2 separate regions of the Homo sapiens genome follow, and region 1 is linked to region 2. A link is a loop called in an ENCODE intact Hi-C map of the cell type or tissue named here. Cell type or tissue: Caco-2. All regions are shown on one strand. Links, peaks and the distances in the headings refer to the core of each region. The heading gives the core; the rest is flanking DNA. Region 1 overlaps CFTR (CF transmembrane conductance regulator). Region 2 overlaps CFTR (CF transmembrane conductance regulator).

Region 1 (6,720 bases), core at 2,367-6,366, 93 kb before region 2:
ATAGTCCTTGACTCCTAGGCATTGTATGTCTAATTTAGAAGGTAAGTCATAATCCTGGAGAAAGCTAAATACTATCCCAAAGATTTAACTAACCATTTTAAGATAGTTTATAAAACAGTTCACAATTAATTGGCAAATTAATTTTGTACATAACAGAAGTATACAATAGATAGAATACCCTAGAGGCTTTCAAACCGATGGGATTTGGTCTGAGACTTCAAGAATGCGAAGAGTTAGATAGGTAGTAAACTCTCGCCTTAAAAAAAAAAAAGTCTCTCTCCCTTTTCTCCTCCCATCCTTGTACATTCGTTTCCACCTCCTCCTTCCTCCCCTCTACTAAAACTTCTCTTCCATATGCTTCTTCCTTCTTCTTTCACAATCCAGAAATAATCCAATATTATCTATATCTAAAGTATCAAAATGGTTACTTCTGTTATTCATTTGTTCCATTTATCTACCATATGGACATAAATAGGACTTTACATGCAAAACTCCAAATGCACAAAGTAAATAGATTAATAAGTAGTAATTTATATTAAGAACCATTTGGTGGTTCCTGTTGGCTGGCATCATGCTAGCTGCTGCCCTCAAGGAACTGTTGCTATCAACATTTCTGATCTAGAGTAACAAAAGGCCTGTGAAAAAAATGCTGACATGTTGGAGGAGATGTAGCAGGACTCAGTGGACTCGGCTACTTAGGCACTGGAGAAGTAAAATATAGAGAGGTCGTTAATACCCATAAGCACTGCTTATGAGAAGGACCTTCAGTGGTTATGAGACATGTAAAACATAGGTCTTTATTTCTTTCTACCTGGCCTAAATGAGCATGCTTTTGTTCAACTCATGAACTGGACCACATACCTAGGATTCCATCCAAATAACAAGAATTGCAGTGGATTTCACTCATAATTTAGAAGTTAGACTTCACACCTAATTTAGAAGGTAATAAGGTAATTTAGAGGTGTTCATGCAAGTGCTCCTTTAGTGAGGCTGAAGATTTCAGTTTTACAGCAATTACAAAACAGCTCGTGTGTGTATTTCTTCTCTCCTGCCTCACATTTTTCCTTTTTCAAATCGTATTCTCTTTTTAAAAACTAAATCTGGTTGGGCATAGTGGCTCACTTATAATCTCAGCACTTCAGGATGCTGGGTGGGAGAAATGCTTGAGATTGGAAGTTTGAGACCAGCCTGGGCAACATAGCAAGACCCATCTCTACACAATTTTTTTCCTTTTAAATTAGCTGGGCATGGTAGCATGCACCTGTAGCCCCAGCTACTCAGGAGGGTGAGGGAGGAGGATTGCTTGAACCCAGGAATTCGAGGCTATAGCGAGCTATGATCACACCACTGCACTGCAGCCTGGATGACAGAGCAAGACTCAATATCTAAAAAACAAAACAAAACAAACAAACAAAAAACACTTAAATCTTTTGGAGAAAAAAAGAGAATGAAGAGAATGGTTTGCTTTTGCCTTGTATGAATAGATTCACTGTAGGCTTTTGAAAAAGAGGCAAATTTTCTAATACATTATTAAAAAGCAGGAGGTTGCTAGAATTATTACAGTTTTCCATTGTTTTTTTCAAATTTGAACTCAACATTGTATTAATTAAATTGGTTAAAATTTCAAAATATTTTTAAGTATTAAAAATAAGTAGTTATCTTGACAGTACGATTATAACACAGTTGACTATAGAAAATAGATTATTGATTTAGAGAGTATAGAATCCTAGCTCAGTGCAGGCAATTAATGAAGATTTATGGAAAGAAGGAAAAGAGACAGGGAAGGGAAGTTAATCAAATATTAAGTTAAAAATAAAGAAGTACATAGAAGAAAATAAATAAATGTGTGCAGAGGAGAAAAAGAAAGAAAATTGGAGAAGCAAAAATTGTCAGAAGTAGAAGTAGATATCTATATATTAAAAGGTCAAAAAGATAATAGCGGGAAAAAAGGACAAGAATACTGAAGGGGACAGTAAGAAACAGATAGAAGATAAGGAACTACAGTCTATACTTTAGAAAATGTCCCTGCTGACAACAACCAAGCTGAGAATCAAATCAAGAACTCAATCCCTTTTACAACAGCTGCAAAAACAAAACAAAACAAAACAAAACAAACAAAAAAAAAAAACTAAAATACATGAAAATATACTTAACCAAGGAGGTTAAAGATCTCTACAAGGAAAACTACAAAATGCTGCTCAAAGAAATCACAGGTGACACAAACAAATGGAAACACATCCCATGCTCATGGATGGGTAGAATCAATACTATGAAAATGACCATACTGCCAAAAGCAATCTACAAATTCAATACAATTCCCATCAAAATATCATCATAATTCTTCACAGAACTAGAAAAAAATCCTAAAATTCATAGGGAACTAAAAAAGAGCCCACATAGCTAAAGGAATACTAAGCAAAAAGAACAAATCTGGAGGCATCATATTACCCGACTTCAAATTATACTACAAGGCTATAGTTACTAAAACAGCCTGGTACTGGTACACAAATAGGCAAGTAGACAATGGAACAGAATAGAGAACCCAGAAATAAAGCCAAATACTTAAAGTCAACTGATCTTTGACAAAGCATACAAAAACATAAAGTGGGGACAGGATACCCTATCTAATAAATGGTGCTGGGAAAACTGGCAAGCCACACGTAGAAGAATGAAACTGGATCCTCAATGCTCACCTTATACAAAAATTAACTCAAGATGAATCAAAGACTTAAATCTAAGACCAGAAAACATAAGCATTCTAGAAGATAACATTGGAAAAACTCTTATAGTCATTGGTTTAGGTAAAAAGTTCATGACTAAGATCCCAAAAGCAAATAAAACAGAAACAAAAATAAATAGATGGGAAATAATTAAACTGAAAAGCTTTTGCACAGCAAAATAAATAATTAGCATGGTAAACAGACAACCTACAGAGTGGGAAAGAATATTCATAAACTATGCATCCGATAAAGGACTAGTATCCAGGATCTACAAGGAACTCAAACAAATCAGCAAGAAAAAAAAACAAATAATTCCATCAAAAAGTGGGCAAAGGACAGAATAGATAATTCTCAAGATATACAAACAAATAACAAACACAGGAAAAAATGCTCAACATCACTGATTATCAGGGAAATGCAAATTAAAACCACAATGAGATACCATCTTACTCCTGCAAGAATAGCCACAATTAAAAAGTCAAAAAATAATAGATGTTGGCATGGATGTGCTGAAAATGGAACAGTTTTACACTGCTGGTGGGGTTGTAAACTAGTACAACCACTGTGGAAAACAGTATGGAGATTCCTTAAAGAACTAAAAGGAGAACTACCATTCGATCCAGCAGTCCCACTGCTGGGTATCTACCCAAAGGAAAAGAAGTCATTATATGGAAAAAAAAAAAGCACACTCATGTTTACAGCAGTACAATTCATAATTGCGAAAATATGGGTCCAACCTAAATGCCTATCAATCAACAAGTGGATAAAGAAAATGTGGCATATATACACTATGGAATACTATTCAGCCAAAAAACGGAATGAAATAATGGCCTTTGCAGCAACTTGAATGGAGCTAGAGACAATTTATTCTAAATGAAGTAACTCAGGAATGGAAAACCAAATATCGCATGTTCTCACTTACAAGTGGGAGCTAACCAATGAGGCTGCAAAGGCATAATAATTATATAATGTGCTTTGGGGACGATAAAGGAAGGGTGGAGCGGGGGGGGGATAAAAGACTACATATTGGGTACAGTGCACACTGCTCAGGTGATGGGTATATCAAAATCTCAGAAATCACCACTAAAGCACTTATCCATGTAACCAAAAACCACCTGTAGCCCAAAAACTATTGAATTAAATTTTTAAAAAAGAAAAAGAAAATATCCCTTCTGGATTTAAATGTCCAAAGACTACAAATGCAATTTCATTATACCAATTTTTTAAGACAATAATTAAGAGGCTGTTTCAGTCAAATTTCTATCTTAGGTGTCTATAACATTTATATTTTAAACAAGTCAAGGAAATAGGAGGAGGGAGAATGGAACTAAAGTATTCCCCTCCTTCTTTCCCATATGAATAAGGTGAAAAAATATTAGAGAAAGAGATCAGAAGAGTTCATGTGAACTCAGGCTTTGCACACTCAGATCGAATGGAATATCAAATTCCTCCAAAGACCAGAAACAGCCCTCCTTTTAGTCTTATCATTCTTCAAATCCAACTTAAAGCTTGTTGAGGAAAAGGAGAAAATGCTTTAAGAAAATGAGGGATTTAGGGAAGGAATTGCTAATAGTTTCTTGGTACCATGTTACTCTGTCCATTTCAATTATAACCACAAGCTACTCTGATTCTTTTTTTATTTTAAGAGTAGTGTTGTGTGTCCCAATGCCTGGTCTTTTCAACACTTTGAGTCAGTAAGCCATGGTATGCATTCCAGGAGGGCCCAGGCCTCCCTGGGGAGATGGCTGATAAGAGACAGTACTCTCCTCCCCCTTGTCCCAGATTAGAGGGAATGGGATTCCTCAGGGTGAAACCTTCCCCCATACTTGGGAGATCTTCCAGGTTGCGTGTACCCTGGGAAAAATGCCATAAAGAAATGCATCCAAGTGTCCTTTCTCCTGAGTCACTGCTGAGTTGAAATCTGAATTATGTTTGTAAAATTCATTTTGAGAGCTATCAGATGTCATGTAAACTGTGCTTGTAGTGGTTGCTCAATAAGTAACAAAGCTGGAATATTGAATTGGATAATGTGAGACCCAGAATTTGAACCCTGGTCTGTCTGGCTTATTGTGAAATCTCAGTTACTTAACAGCTCTCTGACTCAATTCCTCTAACAAAAACCTGGGTCAAATAATAGTTTATGTTTCATAAAGAGTGCTAACTATGAAAATTAAGAAAGTGGCATTTATAAAGTAATTCTATAAATATAAAGCAATGAGATAAAATGTAACAATCCAAGTGGAATTTTTTTTAATTCTAAAATAAAACTTGGCTGGACATGGTGGCTCAAGCCTGTGATACTGGCACTTTGGGAGGTCAAGGCAGGTGAATCGCTGGAGCCCAGGAGTTCAAGACCAGCCTGGGCAACATAGTGAAACCCTGTCCCCACAAAAAATGCAAAATTTAGCCAGGTATGGTGGCACACACCTGTAGTAGTCCTAGCTACTCTGGAGATTGAGAGGTGGGAGGATCGCTTGAGCCCAGGAGGTCAAGGCTGCAATGAACCGTGATCACTCCATTGCACTCCAGCCTGGGTGACAGAGTAAGATCTTGTCTCAAAAAATAAATAAAGCAAAATAAAATAAAACTTTAAACAAAATACAAAACATGAGTAGTAACATTAGTCAAAGAGCAAAATGACCTGTTTTCTAGCCCTGTCTCCATTACTGGACTAACAGCTTTGAGGAAGTCTTTTCTGGCCCTAACTTGTCCATCTATAAAATGGGTATAATAATATCTTCCTTTAACAGTTGTAAAAATTTGAAGTAATTTAATATAAAGGGCTGGCCCATAATATACACTCAAACATTGGTAACTCTCATAATTTTGTAATGAGATATTTATCAATGATCTATATATGACATTCATTTCCATTTATCCTTGAATAGAGTGTTTACCTGATGTGATAATATGCCCCATTCTACCATTACAAAAAAAAAGCAGATTTTTAAGGCCTGATCACGTAGCTTTTATTAGCATATCATCATAAGGTATGTACAAGAGATGATGTACACAAAAAGCACTGGACTTAGAATCAGAAGCTCAAGTCCCAGGTTTGCATGACCTTGCCAGATGTACTATTGTTGAAGTTGGTATGTATGTAGCCATGTGATTTTAAACTAAAGGCTAGGATTCTTAAGGGTGAGGTCAAGGTAGACATGATATTCCCAGACAAGATCTTGGCTTCTTTCACCTTCCAAGCACGACCACACTAGAGATGACCAATTAATTTTATTTTACAATGCTAAATTGTACTATGATATTTTTATTCATCTTATTACCTTATAAACGAATTGAGGGAGGATATACAAGTTCTTTACCTTGTCTTTTCTGAGAAAATGTATCTTGCTTTTAGGATGACTAATCGTTTATTCGAAATTTCCACTAGAATATGTTTCAGCAGTAAAAACAAACAAGAATATCTTTAAATCCCCACACTTGTTGCTAATTGAATAACATACTACTGAATGAAAAATACCTAGATACATAAATATTTTAATAATCAACCCCACAGTAACTGTCTCGATAAGTCAATATCAGGATACTGTAAGAAAGTAGATTTATGAAACCTGCCTTCAAGCACTTCTGTGCTTGAATTCACTTGCTCACATTTATTTGCAGTCTGGACTAGACTAGACTGAAAGTGTAAGCTTTTGTAGTTCATAAATACGTTTATTAGATGCTATGTGATTTACCCTGGCATTTACTATCCACACCCCTCCTCATAAAAATGACCTACCAATAATATCATTGCACATAAATCTCTATGATTTTGTGATCTTATTTTTCTAAGACATACCCTCATGAATGGGATGGCTAGGTCAAAAGTATGCGTTTTCTTTATTTTTAAAAGATATTGTCAGGTTCCTTTACAAAACAACCAAAAGAATTATATTTATATTAGCAAGTTTTGAAAGTACCCTTTTCCCCATAATCACCACCACCAACAGATATTAATATAATCACACCTCAATTTTTGCTAATTTGCCATTTTAATTTG
Region 2 (17,079 bases), core at 11,557-15,556:
AAGAGGAGGCAGAAGAAGGATTGTGAAATCAATCATGTACAAAGAGAAATTTCTAAATAAAATTCGAGAGCACGAGAGCTTTCTCAGGTAAAATTGAATATATTTATTAAAGAAAGGAATTGAACTGGGATTTAGTGAGTCCCAAACCTATGCTTTTTCCCTCAGCATCTTTCTTTTCTCTGGAGAGTTCTAAAATTTGTGTCATTCAGACCTTATTTGGTAATGTATCAAAATGCATGTTAAAGCACCAAAATTCAAAAGGGAGTGCTTTAGCAATATCTGAGAAGCAGGATAAATTCATTATAGAAAAGATATTCTAGCAAAGCCATTCAGAACAAAAAGAGAAAGGGCTATGCCAAATGCAAACATTTTGACACTGTTCTGGGGCAAAACTTTGCCAGTGGCCCTCATATCCAATCTCACTGCTCCCACCCAGGTCCTTCTTTATACTTCCTTGGTCTGGAACTTCTTCAGTAGGCACCTGCCCTGGGTTCTCGATATCTCTACAACTTGTCCTTCATTAAAACTTAACTGAATTAGGGCTCTAAGGTTAAGTAACTTCATCAATTATTCCTTACTAAGATATTAATAAGTGAGTATGGTTTACTATGTCATATTTTTTCCATTAATTTGCAATATCCGCATTTTAACAAGAGCTGTCTTTAACAAAGAGCGATAATTAGGTTTACCCTTCATTGCCCAGTCTGATTCATTTGTAATTTTTCCTGGAGAGCAATAAAGAAAATAGTTGAGGCCAGTCTGAATACAGCAGGAAAATGAATGCCATGATCATGCAAGGTCTTCAGTGGACATCATCTGAGAAAGTGATGGCACACCCACCTGGTGCATACTATCCCAGTATCTAACATAAAGAACAGAAGGAAAGTCGAACATACAGGTGGCAATTAGGCTGTAAAAAAATCTGGGACAGCAATTTATGATATAATTTAGATTATGAGCCCTTGTAAACTAAAGTCAAGAAGTGAAAAAGGTGAAGTAAGTGTTTACTACTAATAAAAACCCGTGTATTTAGCGCTTTCCAAAGTGCCTTCATAAACATGAGCAGGTTGTGGTTTTCATTTGAAAATCTTCTTAAATGGGTAGAACTAAAAGGGATCATTGCTCAATTTTATTGATAAAGAGATGGAGGCTTAGAGATGCTAAACTTTACTAAATGGCAAAGCCTAGGTCTTTCCACATTCTTTTGACTTCATTCATTCTTTTACCATGTTCAACTTTCCCTATTTAAGAAAATTTGGTATGCTGGGTTGTGCTAGACAGACAGCTGGGAGAGGAGCCTGAAAGCAGGAAGAACAAAAGATAGCAGACTGCATGTAGTGGTGTTGCATGCAGGCAAATATTTAACAATCCCCTCTCCGGAAAACAAAAACAAAAACAAAAACTGACTTACGGCATTTGCCAATTTCTATGATATAAATACTCTCATCGTCATCATTTTAAAGCAACCAAATATAAAGTCATTGAACACAGAGTTGGGAAGGGATACACAGTTGCATATTAGAATATAGTACAATGAAAGTGCAATAGAATATAGTCCACCTTTCAAATACAATGAAGGCAAATAACGTTAATAGCATAGATAATAGTAAAATGCAAAATAATTAGGAAGTGATAATTTTTGTTTTTTTGTTTGTTTGCTTTTTGTTTTTTTTTTTTTTTTGTTTCTTTTTTTTTTTTTTTTTTTTTTTTGAGACAGAGTTTCACTCTTGTTGCCCAGGCTGGAGCGCAATGGCGCAATCTCAGCTCACCACAACCTCCACCTCCTGGGTTCAAGCAATTCTCCTGCCTCAGCCTCCTGAGTAGCTGGGATTACAGGCATGCACCACCATGCCCGGCTATTTTTTTATATTTTTAGTAGAGACAGGGTTTCTCCATGTTGGTCAGGTTGGTCTCGAACCCCTGACTTCAGGCAATCCACCTGCCTCGGTCTCCCAAAGTGCTGGGATTACAGACGTGAGCCAGTGCGCCCAGCCAACTTTTGAGTTTTTAATACTTTTGTTTTAATATAATTTATTTAATTATAAGTTGAAATAATTTAATTTTTAATAATGGCCATGTTTAACAATTAGCTCACAAATTTTCTGAAAATTTAAAAATCAGCTCAGCTGGAAAGAGCTAAGTGCAGCAGATCACTTACTGCCAGATGTTTGAAAGGCTTAGAATGAGGGTAATGGCACTGTGTGTGGATGGAAAGAAAAGAACCTGTAGAACATTTAGTAAAAAGGAAAATGTGCTCCCACTATTAATAAATTCTGCATTTTCAATATGTTTGAAATTATTAAAATATGACACTATATTTACAAATGAGCAGAATTTCACTATCTGTCAATACCATACCAAAATAAGGCATTTTCAAGAAATGTAAAAATAAATCTCCTCAATCTCTTTTAAAAAATATAAACGTAACTCTTTTGGTCCTTATTTACAACCCAGTGACCTTTCCCATAAATGGCCAGTTCAGTTCAAAGTAACACAATTTGTGAGCTGCTTTTATAAAAAGCTTCCTGTGTTATCTGTGCCCATTTTAATAAGTTATGTTACACCATGACACATCGTTTTGATTAGCAAGAATGCCATAGCCTAGCATCATCAAACCAAACAAATTCAGTAATATAAAGACTTAAGTTCACCATCTATAATTATTAGTATCACTTAGTATTTCCTGGAAGATTCACTACAATAAACCTCTATTTATATCCTGAAATACAAATTGGGTTTAAGGTAAATTATGATAACTAAAATCCATTAAGCTTATGCTGCCCAACAATGACCACAGAGTCATCTTAAGGAAATATTTTATTTTGTGAGGTTAAATCAATAAAATTGAATGAAAAATATGTCCCATCAGGCCAGGCGCGGTGGCTCACGCCTGTAATCCCAGCACTTTGGGAGGCCGAGGTGGGTGGATCACCTGAGGTAAGGAGTTCGAGACCAGCCTGACCAACATGGAGAAACCCCATCTCTACTAAAAATACAAAAAAAATTAGCCAGGCATGGGGGCACATGCCTGTAATCCCAGCTACGCGGGAGGCTGAGGTGGGAGAATTGCTTGAACCTGGGAGGCGGAGGTTGCAGTGAGCCGAGATTGTGCCATTGCACTCCAGCCTGGGCAACAAGAGCAAAACTCCGTCTCAAAAAAAAAAAAAAAAAAAAAAAAAGAAAGGAAGAAAATTATGTCCCATCAAAGAATTCTCCATGCCTACCTCAAGCCAGTCTTAGAAATACAAAAAAAAACCAGACATCTATACTTAGACACTTTATGAAATATTAGTTAGTGCAAAACTCCAGCCACCCTTTCTTTTGAAAAACCCTGAGTATATTAAACCTAGAATGTTTAAATGCACAGTAAGGACTTTTCAGCATTTCTTCCACTAGAAATCAGTGATCATCCAGGTGTTTCATGAGACAAAGCAGACACACCTGGAATAACCAAAAAGCAATAAACTCGGCTCTGCCTTTCACTTGGGCCTGCTGTCTTCCCCTCTCACCTCTAGTTCATCTTATCCTTCTCTTTCATTCATAACCTCCATTCATAGCCACTACATATTGACGACAGACTTTTACATTGGTCTACTTAGAAATTTTGTTCAAAGCTCTGGCTATTTCTTTCTTTCTTATTGTCCTTTGTTTGTTTGTTTGTTTTTGTAGAGATAGGATCTCACCAGCCTGCCCAAGCTGGTTGCAAATTCCTGGGCTTAAGAGATCCTCCTGCCTTGGCCTCCCAAAGTCCTGGAATTACAGGCATGAGCCACCACCACACCCAGCCTAGTTCTGACTATTTCTAACAGAAACTAATTAATCATTCACTATGGGATAGCAAACAGAGATCCCTAAGGCATACAGATTTTACTATGTATAAGTTTTAAACTAACTTTGAAAAAAAAGTCTAGCATCCTAGATACACTGTTCTGTTCACTTAACTATAAGAGATTTCAGATTTTATTGAGGAAAAGCCCTATCACTTGATTTTTTAAACACACACACACACACACACACACACACACACAGATGAAACTATAGTAAATTTCATTTCTTAGGACAAAAATTCCAATTTTTGTATAGAGTGACTTGTAATTCCTTATAAAAAAAGAACTTGCCAATTATAATCACTATTAAAGCTTTGATTTTCATAACATATCCTCCTAAAGTCATATAATTAAAGCTTATACTCATTTTTCGATCTGACTTTTGCCTTTTATTAATCCAAAAGACGCATCTGACATTTTCATCTGCCAAAACTTCAGATGAAGGTCATGGATATCAGATCTTTTCAAGTCAAAATGATTTTTAGTGTAGAAAACAATCATGCTTCCATGTATTTAACATTACTTTTTATTTGACTAGGCAAATAAAATAAAATGCAATAAAATAAAATAGGAAATTCAAACCACTAATTGCATGACACTTCTCCCAAATATTGACATACTAATACACTTAAAGACTAATAGCCTTTTTCCTTTTTGCATGAAATAATTAACACTTGAGGAATTAATAGCAATTACTCTAGTTTGTGTAGACAAATTCAAATACATTAGAAAATTTCTGATCATCCAATGTATTTGCCATGAGTTTGAAATAGGCCACACAATCTGGATAGTCCTAACCAAAAAAAAAAAAAAACAAATGTTGAAGACAGGCAGAGGAAAGAGGGGACTCATTGGAAAAGATTGTGATCATAAATCCCAAACTTCTAGAGCACAGCTCTACCACTTTGCTTTAGTTATTTTGATAAGTGACTATGATAGGGAGGATTGATTTGAGACTAAAACTCATCTAGTGTCTATAAGGATATTTTTCTAAAATCATAAATAACATTTTGAATGTCACATTTATTTTATCCAATTTAGATTCAGAGTTATTTAGTCAGATGTATTTTTCTCAAAGAATCATAGTAAAAGTAGGACTTGACAAAGTGATACTATCCAGCTCTCTAAAGTCCTGTGTAAAACTTGTAGGCTTCAAGAATTCAATTTAAAATCGCAGTATTGGGGTCAAGTTACTAATTTCCCCTCCTCTGATTCCACAAGGTATTTAGCAGTGTTTGCTTCTTCTCCATAAAATGGTGAATTTATAAGCAGTAATCACTTGGTCAGCTTAATCAACTTTAGGGAGTATATGCTCGCTAAAGACAAGCCTTGTGTATATTTGAGTTAATTGTTCATGAGGCTTAATTTTACCAAGGGACTTGGAGAAGTTCTTTTTCTTTCTCTAGGTAGGTAAACACCATTAAAGTGGTCAATTAATTTCAGAAGCTCTGGAGAACTAATTATTTGCTGCTAAACAAAAGACTACAAACCAATACTGAAAAATCTTCTGCAGGTCCAGGATTTACAACCATACAGGCACCCTAATGGAAATTAATTTGCTAACTTCGTACCTAATGAATCCAAACATTAAATAGAAAATTGATCTACCCATTTCATGCAATGCTTCTAAACTATAAACATTATTAGGAACAGACGTATGTTAAGAAAATATCAAAAAAGATATTTTCTTTTTTGCTTCTCTATATTCTCTAATGTTTAACAATAGCATGCATAACTTTGGAAGGAAAGAATTCTTTTTCATTAAAGAAAAGGTATGTGTAATTATAATGCATTAATTGCTATGGGTAACTATTAATGTAAATTTTCTGGCCAAATATGTTCTAACTTCATGATTTTCATATAATGCTCACTATCAATATTAATTTTCTATAAAATCACTTTTTCTTTCTCAACATGGTTGTCTCACACATGGTTTCTTTCTCAACAAGGTAATATTTCAACTTGAAGAATACGAATCCCCAGTCACCTGATGCCTACTACAAATCTGTTATTGAAAAAAACTGAACTAAAGATTTTAAGAAGAAAACACAGCCCTAGCTTGTAACCTTGTCTCTATTATTTCCCAGTGATATCGCCTTGGAAAAAGCTCTGAAGATCTCTCAGCTACAGTTCCTGCTGGAGATAATAACTACCATGACCACTATTCCTGATGTTCATGAGAGCCAAATTCAATGTTGTCTATAAAGCATTATGTCTGTACATTATTACATGCTTCTTCATATCAACTGCTTGGCTTTGGTTTAATTTTCAAAGCACCAGAATTTATTATTGGGATTATAACAATAATGATAGCTAACATTAGTATTCATTACCACAGACTTGCATAATTCTAAATATTTCACATACATTATTTCATCTGATCCCCACAACAATTCAAGAGGTAGGTCTTGGTAATATCTCCAACTTACAGTTGAGAAACTGAGGCTAAGGAAGCTTAATTAGTTAATTTGTCAAGGGCAGAGTCAGAATTTTAAAATTAGGATTGTGACACCAAAGCCTACACATGTATCCAATTTGCCATATTACAACTAATTTTTTAAAGTAGCATACACTTAGATACAACACCAGAAGCACAAACAGCAATAACAAAAAATAAATTGGAAATTATCAAAATTAAATACTTTTGTGCTTCAAAGGACACCATCAAGAAAATGAAAAGAAAATCCACAAACATTAGCAAAAAAAGAAAAAAAGAAAAAGAAAAAAAAAACTCACAATGAAATACCACTTCATGCCCAGTAGGATGGCTGTAATTTTTAAGAGTAGATAATAGTAAGTGTTGCAAATATGTGGAGAAATTGAAACACTCACACAATGGTGGAAGGAATTTAAAATGATGCAGCCACTTTGGAAAACAGTTTGAAAAATCCTCAAAATATTAAACATAAAGTTACTATATGGCCCATCCATTACACTCGTAGGTATATGCCCAAAAGAAAGGAAAATGGATGTCTGCACAAAAACTTGTACACAAATGTTCATAGCACCATTATTTATAATAGACAAGAATTAGGAACAATCGAAATATCTATTAACTGGGGAAAGGATAAATAAAATACATATTCTTACAAGTGGGATATTATTCAACAATAAAAAGAATGATGCAAGCCAGGTGCTGTGGCTCACACCTATAATCCCAGCACTTTAGGATGCTGTGGGAGGAGGACCACTTGAGCCCTGGAGTTTGAGAGCAGCCTAGACAACATAACAAGACCCTGTCTCTAAAGAAAATTATAAATTAGACAGTCATGTGGTGCAAGCCTGTAGTCTCAGCTACTCGGGAGACTGAGGTGGGAGGACCGCTTTCGCCTATGACTTCAAAGCTATAGTGACCCATGATCATGCCACTGCACATTCCAACCTGGGCAACAGAGCAAGGCCCTGTCTCTAAAAAAATAAAAAAGAATGATGCACTGATACACGCTACAACAGGGATGAATCTTTGAAAAAAAATGCTAAGTGAAATAAGCCAGTCACAAAAGAACACTTTGTTCTATTTACATAAAATTTCCAGAACAGGCAAATCTATAGAGATGGAAAGTACATTTGTAGTTGTCTAGGGCGAGCAGGGGGATTTGGAATAAGGAATGACTGCTAATAGGAATGGAGTTTCTTTTTACAGTGATGAAAGTGTTCTAAAATTGGTTATGGTGATAGGCAACTCTTTGAAGATACTAAAAAATCATTGGATTGTATGCTTTAAATGGGTAAGTTGTTTTGAATATGAATTATATCTCAATAAAGCTATTATTAAGAACAACAGTATACAGAAATCAACTGTCAGTGTTAATTTTAGAAAGTTTTACTAAACATTTGATTTTTCACTCCTAGAACTGGTGAAATCAAAATTTTCATTATAGTGACTTTGATACACTAAAGTCTTTCAAATATGTCAATGGCTGGGTGGCTACAGCAAGTGATTTAAGATTTCATGCATATTTCATGAGATCTAAGGACTGGTGACATGCACCATGAGTTGTGTAAATTGTTTGTTTTCTGTCCTCTAGAAGCAAGGAACTTAACTTCTGGGACAACTATGAATTTATGACTTCAGATAAAAGTTGTAAGAGCAATAGTATCGTAAAGAAACCAAGGAATGTGTACCATTGGCATTGAAAGGCCACTTCTAACAGCTGTATCTAATTCACTCACATGACTTGGATTTCAAAGACTCAAGCACTTGAGAGGCAATAATAAGTAATGCTACAAAAAAAATCCCACCCATCTTGAAACATAACAGAGGAAACAAAGCATTGTGATTTATAGTTGATGCCCATCTACTTTAGAGAAGCATCCTCAGAGTGCCTTTCCAGGATTTTGGTTTGATTTTTATTCTATCTGGGAATGAAGCCACTAACAAGAGCCACAAAACTGTAGCTGGAACAACTGGCTAGAAAGAAGAATGATTAACTACCCTATAAATTGCTGCATCCTGTATAAGTTCACATTTAGGAGCTCTTTATTCACAAGACAAGGGATGCCATTGCTCTCTAATTTAGGATTTTTATTTCCATTGGCAATAAAAATATATTTGAAACCAAGAAAATAAGGAAAAGGGGAAATGGATTGGCCTTAAGATTTTATAGTAGAAATGCCACTGGGTTACTGGCTGGCATTTTTAAAGCTTAAAGAAAGAAACTTGTGCAACTGTCAAAACGTCATCACGGTTACTGTTAGACAATCACATTTTAGAGAACAGAAGCAGAGAAACAGTTTTAAGTATGTCCATTCGTAGCTGAGAGGGAAAAAGGAAAACAAGTTCCACCTCTCCTTGGCCTAATATAGGAACAAAATAGAAATCACATGAGTGATATAAGGATATCTCCCACATGATATATTGATTTAACTTTGCTGGTATTTATTTTATAATTATTCCATTTATTTGGTATTTCCTCTCTTTTTCTAGACCTCAAAATCCCTTATTGAGGCTCTTTGTTCACCTAGCTTGTTCAGATACCATCACTAGGACCCAAAGTAAATACTCTCTACTAGGTTTCTCTGTCCTTTGACAGAAATACCCATATTTTTCCGAGCCATCATTGTTATTCTGGAATTAACTCAAGATTTGGAATTAAAGTACTTGATTTTTCTTTGCTAAAGTGTTTATTGAAAGATGGAGGTGACATTTCTCTTTGGGGACATAAATGCTCTGATAAGCTCTGGGTTATAGGAGTCAGGAATCTGCCTGGCATGAACCACTACAGGCAAAGCGCATGCTAGACATCCTTATGACTTTCAACAACCAAATGATGTAATGACCTCTCACTATGTGTACAGAAAAACCACTATTTATTAAATCCTTTCTAACACTAGCTTGCAAGTTACTGCCTTGAATCGACTTTCCCCAAAATTAAAAAAAAAATACTGTGTAATTCCACCTGATATAGTTTGGGGATTTTTGTTTCTTCACTGGTGAAATAGAGACTAGAAGTGACCTCAAAAATGTTCTAAGATGAAGATGATTAAGAATTAATACTCCAAGGATAATACTGAAACTGATGCTGCATCACAATGACAAAGCTGGTGATTTTTAAAATTCAGTTGTGATAAAGTTGGTCTCTAGGATTCTGCCTGAAATCATCTAAACAGATAAAAATGATCAGTCGATTCTGGAATTTTTCTCTTCTGTCTTAATCTTCCCTTCACCTTCATTTGTTTATGTTCTCTGCTCTGTTATACAGGTATGTTATGGCTACACATGATTATTTCTCAGAAGGATTCAAAGAACATCATGGCATTGGATTCAGACTTCCCAGTGGCAGCTGATTTCCCACTTTCAAACTAAACATGGAATTGGGTTCTTGGTGGCATTTTAACCCTTTTTTCTTCCACTGTTATTACTTAACCCTCAAGAAAACAAATTGCTAAGTACTGCAAATTAAAAGGGAAAGTTAGCATCTTCTTTACTTCTCTTTTTGGGGAGCAGTATGTAGACACAATTGTATGACTCAAGATTTAAGTTTCATCCTGTTCTTGAGTTTGAGGACCAATACTAACGCTACTTTCATTTTCTTCAAGCTTTATTATCACTGGGAGGGAGATCAATAGCAAAGCTTGAGAGAGGCAGGATTGGACAGCATCCCCAGATTAACAATCCCGCATTCCCACAGTGAATCCCAGAAGGAAGGAGCAAGACAGAGGCAGAGAACATAGACAACAATTGGCTCAAGGTTTACCAAGGAATTAATAAGACTCTACCTCAAAAGCCTTGCTTTAAATCCCTTTTACTTAATATTTACATCTTTTTTTTCATAAAAGCAACATATACCTAAGTAAAGGTCTGCAAAACACTTAAGTTGCTATTTTTTCCAATAGCAAAACATACAGTAATAGATAATTGATTCATTAACCAATCCTAATAAGCAATTTAAGAATTCAAAATGTTCATCTTTGCAATCAGGTCATTAAAAGCACAAATGATGATAATTTGGAGAAAATAATTTTTATAGGCATTTCAGAATTTTTTTGACCTCAAAATGTTATAATCTCTTGCTTCCATTCACACTCTAGGAAAATGAACTTTAAAGGAAACGCTGTGCCAGATTCTCTTCTTTTTGAACTCTGCAGGAGCTCCCGCTGAATGAAACTATTGATTTATTAGGTGGCTCTTAATTTTTAAAAAGATTATCCTATTACCATCACTGGGCATGGCATTCTTTGGTTCAACCACATCACACTGAAAAAAAAAATGGTAACTTCCTTAAAATAAAACCTAACCTCTATTTCCAAGAAACCTCAAATGCATTGAAATAGTCACACATAAATTATGTATGTGTGAGCCTCTCTGAAGTCTAGATTAATTCCCCATGGTGTGCTCTATTCTATCCTGTACTTCTTCTACCTGAGCCTTTACCACAAAATGTGTATTTACTTGTCTGCCAACGCCCCATGTTTCCAAGCACCCTAGACTGTAAGGTCCACAAGAAGAAACACCTTATAGATCTTGTGTTTTTTTTAAACTACTGTATCCCCTGTGCCCAGCATGGAACATGGCACATAACTGAGATTACAATTTGTTTGCTAATTTCTTTCCCTCAGAAGACTAACTTCTTGAGGACAAGGCAGGTGTAATATTTATCTTTTATCTCCATCATGTTGTTCAGTGCCTGGAACAGAGCAGAAATTGAACAAATTAATGGGTCAATCAATTAATTACACAAACATGATATGTTTGGAGCCCACATGATGACACTGATTGCAAATAGGTATTGCTTAGCTGTTACTCTTGGTCAAATATATTAAAAGCCAAAAAAAAAAGGTCAAAACATTTTTCAATTCTATAGTAAATGCAATGCAAATGTGAGGGTGCCTATACTTGTTCAGGGACAATTCTTTAATAATGTTTCTTCTCTTTTTCTGAGTCCTAAAGATGATCATCCTAAAACTTCCAGCCAACATTATTTAATTGTCCTCAATAAAATGTTTTTATATGCAACCTTCTCCATTATCAAAATATTCTTCCTAAGTTTGGCCTTCATCCTATTTTTAGTGGACATGTACCAAAATTTCATAAATGGAAAGTCATTCTTCAGTCCTCTCAAGAGCAAAAGGTCCTTTTTCTTATGACCTTCTTGGATTGTTCCTGTATCATATCACTTAACATCCTCTGCAATGTCTCCATGCTATTTATGGACCACTATACATGAGGTATATATGGCTTTCAATAGGTTTCATAGATTAACTCCCTACATGTATATACTTTATGGTCTCAAATTACTTCCATATCGCATTCTGCTCCTAAAGAGTGTTATCAATTGTTATAGGTTGAATTGTGTTTCCCCAAAAAAAGGTATGTTTGAGTCCTAACCCCCGGTACCTAAGGATGTGACCTTATTTAGAGATAGGATCTTTACAGAGGTAATAACATTCCAATGAGGTCACTAAAGTAGACCCTAATCCAATATGACTGGTGTCCTTATATTAATAGTAAAGAAGTTTGGACACAGAGACAGGCTCACAGGGAGAATGCCATGTGAAGATGAAAACAGAGATCAGGGTGATGCCTCTGTAAGTCAAGGAATGCCAAGGATTTCTAGCAAACCACCAGAAGGTAGGGGAAAGGCATGGAATAGACTCTTCCTCATGGCCCTTAGAAGAAAAACCTGCCAACACCTTGATCTTGTACTTCTAGTCTTCAAAACCATAAGATAATAAATTCCTGTTATTTAAGCCACCAAATTTGTGGTATTTTGTTATGGTAGCCCTAGCAAACTAATACGCTGGCCCTAATCAACAGAGAAATTCCACGTTAGGATGATGCACACAAGGGGACAAACAAACAAAGGTGATACTTTGAGTATTTAAGATACAGTTATGCACTGCATGACATTTCAGTCTACAGCAGACTGCATATACAATGGTGGTCCCATGAGATCACTACATAGTATTTTTAGTGCACCTTTTCTGTGTTTAGACATGTTCCGATATGCAAATACCACTGTGTCACAACTGCCTGCAGTATTCAGTATAGTAACAAGCCGTACAGGTTTGTAGCCTAGAAGCAAAAGACTATGTCATATTGCCTAGGTGTGTAGTAGGCTATACGACATCTAGGCTTGTGTAGGTATACTCTATAGTATTCTCACAACGATAAAATTGCCTAAGGACATATTACCCAGAACGCATTCCCATTGTTAACTGACATATGCCTGTAAATTTAAAAGCTAGAGATAAAAGTCAATGGCAAAGAAAGCCGACAGATGTGCAATTGGGAAGGGGCATTTGTAGGAGTGTGACCTTCATAATTCAGAGAAAGCACTGGGTCTAATTCATAGGAAAGGAGGGATAAATTTAGAGAAGAGAGGTACTTTCTCAGAGCCCAGACAGAAAGATGAAAAGGTGCTAATTATAATAATCCTGTTGTTGCTGATAACAGTGCTTACCATTTATTAAAGACGCCCTATGTCTGGCATTATTTGCTATCACTTAATGCATAGAAAGTGCTTACAGAGAGTGATGGTTAATTTTATGTGTCAACTGGGTGGGTGTTTTTGGATGAGATTAACATTTAAATCAGTAAACTTTGGTTAAAGCAGATTGCCCTCACTAATAAAGGTGAACTTCATCCAATCGGTTGAAGGCCTGTATAGAACAAAAAGGCTGGCCTCCCAGAGAAGGACGAAATTCCCCAACAGACTGCCTTCAGACTCAAACTGGAACATTGACTCTCCTGGGTTTCCTGCCAGCTGACCCATACTGCAGATTTTGGACTTGTTAGCCATCATAATCATGTAAGTCAATTCCTTATAATAAATTGTGTGTGTGTGTGTGTGTGTGTGTGTGTGTGTGTGTGTGTGTATCATTGGTTCTACTTCTCTGGAGAACCTTGACTAATATGCAGAGTAAATACTCAATGAATTTTTGATATCATAATAATACTGTGCCATGTAAAGATAAGGATAACTCATTGTACTGACGAGAGTAGCTGAGGTTCAGAGAGATTAAGTAAATTGCCTAAGATCACATTGTTAATAAGTGACAGAGTTAGGATTCCAGCCAGGTCTGTCTGATTCCAAAGTACATGCTTCTTCCATCATATATTGCTACCTGACAGTTGACAATGAAGATAAAGATGAAGTAGAATATGAGATCATTTTCTAAGGATACAAATGGCTGGAATGGGGACACAAGGGAAGATCAGGAACAACCAAGATGGGGGAAGAATTAAGTCAGTGGTTTTCACACTATGAGCCCCAATACCTAGTGTTCTCTAGAAATATTTCAGTGAATTCACCAACTTCTGATTTGAAATGTATGTATTTTAAAATATTATTTTATAGACAGGAACCAAGAAAATCACACATTCTCAAATGTAGGACTATATGTTAATTTTAGCACACTAGATTGATCCGAACATGATCCTGGGCTGTCAGGCTTGTTTAGTATTCACTATGTAGGAAAGCTTCTGCTGACATCTCCTTGCACATATTTAAACCTGTTATGATCTGTTATTGGTTATCTCTGCACTGCATTAGTGAGCATGTCACTACACCATATGTGGGCCAAGCTCAGTTAACAGCCCATCATATCTTTGACATACCTGTTTGCATGAGGTTTCATCACAGCATAACAGAGTTGTACAACACTCAGGGAACAATAATAAGCCACATATGATATTATCATGGTTTTATAATACTTTATCATGCGTACTTGCTTTAAGGTGATATTGGTTATAGAATTTACCATCAATTTAACAATAGCCTTTCCAAAAAGAAGCACTACATTAACTATACACAGTTTTTAGAAATTAACAATATTACATACTTATTCATGCAATCACCTACCACTTTCTTCTTCAGCATCGTAATTAAAGTTTTAGTCTAAGCGTTCTTCATATTCAGAGCAAAAATATTCTTCTGAGTCACTCTCAGCCTTTCAGAGCTATGAATAGAGTTACAGTGACAAACTGCATTCATAACACCTTCACCTGTAGGACAGGCAGTATAATTTCAAGGCATAATAAAGTGCTGAGCTTAGGCGACTTCTACTTTAATTACATTGCTTAGTATGTCAGACAAACTTCAGACTAAATATTACCTGTTTTTTTTTCAAAACTACATCACAAAGTAATTTATCCCAAGAAATTTCAAGCAACAAACTAAATTTATTTAAGAGTCAACCTTGTGGGATGCAACCAATGCAAATAATTCAGCTGAGGTCACAGGAGTATATATACCTTTATGTATTGCTAAGTTCCCATATTACAACTTATTCCTGGGCCTTGTGGCTGACAAGTTTCTTTTGACATCAATTATAAAAGGCATCTCGATTTCAGAAACATAACACTGTGAAAAACACAACCATGTAGGATCAAGAAAATTACATATAAATGTTATACAAAATCACTGTAGCCTTTACTTTAGAGCACTAGGTTAACTGTTTCTTTGTATTTATGGGAGAGTTATTATCTTTTATTGTCACTGCTATTTGTATACACTGCGGTCCCATGGAAAATTTTATTTGAAAATTGATTACAGTATTGTTTTTTAAAAAAATTGTGAAAAACATTGCCCTGGGAAAATGCAAGACACAAGATAGATAAGATAGAGCCTTTGCCTTGAAGGACACATTAAAAGATGCATATTCCAAAAAAAGAGGCAATGAAATGGTCAACAGAGACTTATAAGTCAAAAATTATTCTGGACAATAATCTAATAACTGTTAAGCTACCATTTTCTTCTTCTGAAAAGTCCATTTTGCATGTCTAAATGTTTCACTTACTTTTAAAATTATTCAGTTACCGAAAAAAAGTTATAGAAGACTTAAAATTTTTTCTAGATTTTATTTTAAACTAAGAAAGACTAAAAACTGTATCTTTTAAAGCATATTGCAATAGAATTTAAATAAAGAATATTTTGCAACATGTAAAAGTTATATGAAATTCAAATTTTAATGTTCATAATAAAGTTTAATTGAAACACAGCCATGCTTATTTGTTTGCATATTGTCTATTGCAGAGACTTATGTGGCCCACAAAGCTGAAAATATTTACTATCTAGCCCTTTACACAAAAAAGTATAGCAATGGTCTTTGGTCGAAAAAGTGATGCTTTTGTGTTGGTATTGTTGTTTTAATTTCTAGAGTTTATAGAGATGTTTAAAATAAATAAAACGTACAAAGGGAGCCCCCTATATAGTTTCTCCACCTTGCTTCCTCTAGAACTGTGGTTGCTAATCCCAGCCAACATAGGCTTCATTTTCTTGTCACACCCATAACCAATGCTGGACTCTAAGGTTTAGCCCTTGAATCACCTCTTAATACAGCTGTCAGTACCCCTGGGATTCTGCCTATTATGCTTAATTTTCACACATTTGTCTGACTGGTATCAAATGAAATTCTAGAGTCCCTTTTTGAAATTATTAAGCCTTCACTAGGCATTTGGGAGTAGATGTGAAGTCAGGTAGGAGGTAGTTGCACCTCTGTAGTCCATGCTAAGAAAGAGAACTCTGCATATTTAACAAAGCTCAAAGTTTTAACATAAAACAAGGATACATAACCTTTTCAAAAGTAATGAAAACCTTCTTTTAACACACACAGAAACCTCATCATAGTAGGTGAGCTCCTATTTTTATTCAATCACTGGAGACAATATCTGAAGTCCCAAGCAGATTTTCATACCACATTGAATTTCTATGATCTCTCATATGTTGTGTCCCGTGATGTGAAAAGCACTGCCTAAAGGAGTGAAGTTATCAGGAGGTTCAGACATCAGTTAGCAGGTTATATAGGAGAGTTCTAAGTATAATTTCTAAGTAGAATTTAACCAGTACTGTCCCTAGAACTCAGCTGCTTCTTCCTAACACTCTCAGGTCACACTATGCCACAATAAGGCCAAACAAGTGGGCACTCTACATATTTATAAAACTGTCACCTCAGACATCTTATATCTCTTACCTAAGACTAAGCTCTAAATCACTTTAATACATTTTCAAATAACCATATTACCTAACCCTGAGCCATATACATCATTTCCGTTTCTGGTTTTGAGAGAAGTAGAGTCACATAGGTCTGCACTCCTGCTCCATGCCTTCTTCTCCGATTAAATTTTCTCATTCAATAAGCAGCACCACTGTCCCCTCTATTATCCAAATCAACAAATATAGATGTTATCCTTAACTCTTCTCTTTCCTTCACCTTCAACTACTAATTGATTACCAAACCAGTTGATTTTACCTCCTAAATGTCTTTCAAATCTCTCTCTCTCTCTCTCTCTCCCCGCCCCCTCCCCCCCACCCCACCCACCTCCACCATGGCCACTCTTTCAGCTCATCTTTTCTTTTACAAAACTGCAACAGTATATGAACTGATTATGTCCCTCTCCTGTTTAAAAGCCATGGCTTTTCACTTCCAGTATGATAAAGCCCAAACAAAGCCTACAAAGCCTACAAAGCCCCCTTACGATCTGGCCCCTGCTAGAGTTTCCAGACCCATCTCCCACAAATCTCTGTCACATATTTTATGTTCCCGTCATAGGGAACTTCTCAGGATATTTTGAAGGTGCCATGCTTACTTATCCTGTCAGTCCTCCACACTACCTGTTTAAATTTTTCCTAGCCCATCCCTACCCTCTTTGGATAATTCTAATTGAATAACCTCCTTTAGGTGTGAATACAAAAGACACTTCCCCCAGCAAGCCTTCCTTGACCAGCCTTAGACTGGGTTAAGTGCCCCAGTTGAGTACTTCAATGAAGCCCTCGAGAAAGCTGGGTTTCAGATAATTTGTTCCATAAAG

What was found. Hi-C counts contacts between places; a loop is a spot of excess contacts. Peaks named below come from ENCODE experiments on the same cell type or tissue, not always from the same donor. Only the 100,000 strongest peaks of a DNase experiment are listed, where the experiment ranks them.
Region 1: it touches region 2 in a loop (2.1-fold over the local background); 1 of 110 quality-filtered maps calls a loop at or near these places.

What each region holds. Positions count from the first base shown.
Region 1 is chr7:117,580,326-117,587,045 of GRCh38, reverse strand. All of the region lies in intron 11 of CFTR (CF transmembrane conductance regulator), which reads right to left. Among named protein-coding and RNA genes, the nearest start is that of CFTR-AS1, 19 kb to the right of the region's middle. RefSeq lists a silencer at 4,226-6,373. In Caco-2, for the core only: no CTCF peak of the experiment used is centred there; a DNase peak (open chromatin) is centred at 4,485.
Region 2 is chr7:117,486,379-117,503,457 of GRCh38, reverse strand. All of the region lies in intron 1 of CFTR (CF transmembrane conductance regulator), which reads right to left. Among named protein-coding and RNA genes, the nearest start is that of CFTR, 15 kb to the right of the region's middle. RefSeq lists cis regulatory regions at 13,313-13,322, 13,308-13,339 and enhancers at 13,248-13,423, 13,248-14,003. In Caco-2, for the core only: no CTCF peak of the experiment used is centred there; a DNase peak (open chromatin) is centred at 13,362.